2 separate regions of the Mus musculus genome follow, and region 2 is linked to region 1. The links are chromatin loops, found by intact Hi-C in ENCODE. Cell type or tissue: heart. All regions are shown on one strand. Region 1 overlaps Klf8 (Kruppel-like factor 8). Region 2 holds the start of Nbdy (negative regulator of P-body association).

The links. Peaks named below come from ENCODE experiments on the same cell type or tissue, not always from the same donor. Only the 100,000 strongest peaks of a DNase experiment are listed, where the experiment ranks them.
Region 2: a loop joins it to region 1, with 8 times the contacts of the local background. A loop is called at or near these places in 11 of 42 quality-filtered maps.

Annotation. Positions count from the first base shown.
Region 1 is chrX:153,388,311-153,390,810 of GRCm38, reverse strand. All of the region lies in intron 7 of Klf8 (Kruppel-like factor 8), which reads right to left. Among named protein-coding and RNA genes, the nearest start is that of Klf8, 30 kb to the right of the region's middle. In heart, a CTCF peak has its summit at 1,350 (motif pointing left); no DNase peak of the experiment used is centred here.
Region 2 is chrX:153,722,092-153,724,591 of GRCm38, reverse strand. Nbdy (negative regulator of P-body association) reads right to left here and starts at 1,038. Exons shown (of 4, transcript NM_027327.1): 1 at 655-1,038. In heart, no CTCF peak of the experiment used is centred here; a DNase peak (open chromatin) is centred at 971; H3K4me3 peaks cover 1,921 bases; H3K27ac peaks cover 1,063 bases.

The DNA.
Region 1 (2,500 bases):
CATTCCATGGGCAAGCACCAATCCCTGACACTATTAATGATACTCTGTTATGCTTGCAGACAGAAGCCTAGCACAACTATCCTCTGAGAGGCTCCACCCAGAAGCTGACTGAAACAGATGCAGAGAGCCTCAGCCAAACACTGGAGCTGGGGGACTCTTATGGAAGAGTTGGGGGAAGAATTGAAGGAAATGAAGGGAACAGGAATGCCACAGGAGACCAACAGAATCAACTAACCTGGAACCTTGGGGGCTCCCAGAGACTGAATCACCAACCAAAGAGCATACATGGGCTGGACTGAGGCCCCTAGCACGTTATGTAGCAGATGTACAGTTCAGTCTTCATGTGGGTCCCCCAACAACTGGTGCAGAGGCTATCCCTAAAGCTGTTGCCTATCTCTGGAATCCTTTGCCAACTGGGCTGCCTTATCTGGCCTCAGTGGGAGAGGGATGCACCTAGCCCTGCAGAGACTTGATGTGTCAGGGTGGGGAGGGATACCTAGGGGGCCCCACCCTCTCAGAGGAGAAGGGGAGGGGTGGGGGAAGGACTCTATGAGGGGGAACTAGGGGGCAGCAATAGGGATGTAAAATGAATGAATGAATGAATAAATAAATAAATAAATAAATGGAGAAAAATGTCTATCAGTCTTTGTTCTTCTACCCCTCCTTTCCCCATTATAAAACTTCCAAGGCATTTACAGCTTTGCAGTTTTAATGTCTCGTGCCAATCAGATTTTCTTAGTTTCTTTTAACTTACTGCTAACACCTACTAACCCTCTCAAGTGTTCACTAATTAACTGTATACCTGTTAGATAATTGGACAACAGAATGGGGTCCAGGCTGACTTCACAGGTTTGGAGTAGTACCAGGAAACTATTTGGTTGATTAAAAATGTTAGTTACTGATCATTTCAATATTCAGAAATTTTTACATTAGCCTGTAAGAAGACTGACACACACCTGGATATTTTAAGACTAAAGATAACCTAAGTGTAGTGGTACACACCTTTAATCCCAGACCCATAAGGAAGAAACAGAGTGATCTCTGAGTTCAAAGCCAGCTTGGTCTACATAATGAGTTCTAGACTAGGTAGGACTACCTTGTCTATCTCTCTCACCAAACAAAAGGGAAAAGTCTAGACAGTTACACATGAGTATTGACACTTAAAAAGGAGAATATAGGGAATATAATTTTGTTTTACTTTTATTCGATATGGTAGTAGCCCATCTCCACACTTCACAACAGTTTCACTATGTGTAGAATTTATTATAATTGTTCAAGGATTTCTCCTAGGAATTCCTATTTTCACTACACCCAAATGAATAATTGGCTTGTTAAACTGCTGCCATCATGTGGCACTCTGAGCTCACTGCACCCTGAAGAAGTCTATTTCTTTTTCTTTTTTTCTTTTTTCTTTCCCCCCAGGTTTAAGAGTTCTCTGGTGGAATTTTTTTTATTAGATATTTTCTTTATATACATTTCAAATGCTATCCCGAAATTTCCCTATACCCTCCCTCCACCCTGCTCCCCTACCCACCCACTCCCACTTTTTGGCCCTGGCATTCCCCTGTACTGGGGCATATAAAGTTTGTAAGACCAAGGGGCCTCTCTTTCCAGTGATGGCCGACTAGGCCATCTTCTGCTACATAAGCAGCTAGAGACACGAGCTCTGGGGGTACTGGTTAGTTCATATTGTTGTCCCGCCTATAGGGTTGCAGACCCCTTCAGCTCCTTGGGTGCTTTCTCTAGCTCCTCCATTGGGGGACCCTGTGTTCCATCTTACTGTGGTTAAAGAAGCTTGTGTTCAAACTGAGGTCAGTGTTATCTAGATATACACCAAAACCCGATGAGGACACATCAGAAAAAAAAAAAAAAGCAAACAAACAAGCTACAGGCCAACAGCTTTGATGAACATAGACACAAAAATCCCCAACAAAGTATTTCAAACTGAATTAAACAGCATATAAAAATAATAAGCCATGGTTAACTTGTTTTCATTCTTGGTGTGTCAGGATGGGTCAATGTACACAAATGAATAATGTAACACAGTACATAAATAGGATCAAAGATAAATATCCCAGGATAATCTTGATAAATGTGGAACAGGACTCAGATATAAGCCTGGAAGAAATTAGGAACAGGAGGATCACATCTCAACCTGACAAAGGACACAGTAAGCGTATAATCAGCATAATTCTGAATGAGGAGAGACTAAAAGAGCTTCTTGTAAAAAATAAATAACTAAAACAAAATGTATACAAGCCACACTCTTTTTAAATACAATACTGAAATTTTATGCATGGCAATAAGGTAAGAAAAATAAGAAAGAAGAAACAAAGAAAGATAGGCTGAGAAGGTTCAGTTGGTAAAGGTGCTTGCTACCAAGCCTGGCACTTGAAAATCCATATGGTGGAAAGAGAGAACCAACTCCTGCAGTTTGTCCTCTGACCTCCATACAAATACCTGTGGCACAAGCACCTACCCAACACACAATATAAATTGA
Region 2 (2,500 bases), 330 kb before region 1:
CCCACCCACAAATTCCCCCCTCCTCTTTGATGGCTCTTGAAGACTAACAGGCTCCATCAAGAGCCATCTCCATCCTCCATGATTCCTGAATACCTTGAACAAGCACATTTTTATGGTACTTGGGTTTGACCATCATATTATAACTTGTTTTCACTTACTAAATACCATCTTACACAGAAAAAAAAAAAACCCAGTTCTCAAAGCTCACTTTACAATCTCCTCTGGGCACAGGCATTAGGCCTTTAGTACATCCTTACACTTGGTCTTGGGCTAAGCATTTTTAAATGGAAAAAATTTCAATATATACACAAAAACAGAAGAGTATAGTAAATCCCCACCCAGTTTTAATTTATTAGCCAGGGAACATTGTGTTAGTATCTCACTATACCTTGGCCTGTCATGAAAATCAAAACACTGCAGTTTTTAAAATTACAATTAACTCATGTAAAATATCTTAATTACTCACCGCAATCAAATACCTATTTCATCCAAGCATACTTTTTTTTTAAAAAAAGAAAGACTTTTCAATGCCTGTACTTGTTTCTTTTCTCTTTGAATTTGTGGAAAGAACAGGAAAACAGGGAAGAGCTGGGGAAAGGCATAATTAAGTTTCAGAGAGCCTGGATGTCCCAGATGAGAACGAAAGAATCTGACCTGATTTCGGCTGGGAAAAAAATCTATTTCACTACTTCTCCGGAGGAGGAGGGTGCGACTTGAGTCCAGCAGATGCAGGAGGAGGCGCCGAGGGGAGAGTGCTACTACCTCCACTGGGAGTCCCTTCGGGATAATCCCACCGCGGAGCCAGGACACAGCGCTTTTTTGGAGGCTTGGGTTCCCGCGTATTTCCTGGTGGGAGCGTGGATCTCCCGGAGGCACAAGGTTGGTCCCCCATAGGTATGACAGGACCAGAGCGTTAGTTTTCTCTGGTGGGCCCTGGCAAGGCCGAGATCTGAGATGGCGGATCCCCTCCAGGCACGGGGCTGGCTTCCTCCTGGTTTCGCTGTTACCGTATTTCCTGTATCCTGAGACGTATATCCCTTCTCCGCCTCCTCAGCGCTCCGTTCCCCAGCCCACTTTAACCTTTCTACGAGAATGGAATGCAAAGAGAAAAAAAAAAAAAAAGGAGCGCATTTAATAAAGTGCTTTTCCACAGCACATCTCTCTCACAGTTTAATTAGTTGTATGGAGAGTTTTGTACAATTTAATTTAAAAAAATACTAATTTGCTGTAACTTGCCAACGGGGCAGGTGTTAATCAATGAGTGTGTGGCATGGTCGCGGGAGTGCTGTAACCAAAGAAATCAAGCGTTTTACACTGCAGTCCCTTACGCACAGCACATCACAGAGCCATGAAAGGGGTACAACCATCTAGGAAGCTGTGTACAAACACGTTGACTTATTGATTACAGTGTTAAAATTGAAAACCGGTTGTGGAAAATGGACGCACAATAAATTCATCATAAACCAAGACCTCTGTTTACTTTATAATTTTAAAATTTTGTCATCTTTGAAAATTCACTGTATTTTTTTTTCTCATTCCAACAGCCAAGATCTCTTTGAAAACAGACAACGGGTGACACTCCATGTTTAATCGGCAAGATTTTATTTCTTTTTTAGGGTTATGGAAAACAATGACTCATCTTACTATTGTGGTATGTTATATTCTATGTTATATGGTAAGGAACCAGAAACAGTTACCAGAAGGTTCACAAAACAGAGAAAAAGCTTCTGAATTTCTTTGACAGGCATCGCTCCATAACCTTAATGTCTCTGCCACTTGCCTGTGCATAAATGAAACCCCACTTTTCCACTACCACCCTCATTGGTTTATAATGGAGAAATCTCAATCTATAATGTCACACAAACTCCGAACCGCCTCCAAGCTCTGTTGTATTTTATTAATTGAATTATTGGAATTTGGGTTTCCACCTATGATAATTTATGTGCAAAATGATACCACATTAAGGATAATCCGTTCAAACCAGTTACTGCCATAGCTATCTCACACCTTTAAGATGGCTGCCTTCCCCCCAAGCACCCAGCACAGTCTCTTACATAAATAAGGTACCAATAGATATTTGGTAAGATTCAACAGCCCTACGGGTTTTTTTTTTACTAAAAAAAAATTAAAATCTAATAACATCACTTCTATTTTTGCCTTTCCTAACTCCAATATGTAATATGTGCCCCCAGTTAAGTCCTTACAGATCAGGGTATCAACTGCTACTACTAGAACCAGAAAATCCTAAGGGAAAAAAACAGTGAGGAATATTAGAGAGAATGCTTTAGAACCAGAAGAACATTTGTACTTAAACATGATAGCAGTCAACATCCTAGGAGTAATAGTTGAAGTTATGGGTGTGGGTACTATGCCAAGAAAAAAATAGAGACAGAAATAGAACTGAGTACAAATGGAATTCTGGTAGGTCATGGCAGATGGAAGAAAAGCTGTGACAAAGTTAAAGGAAAAGTAAGCAAAAAAATCAGAAGGCTGTAGCCTA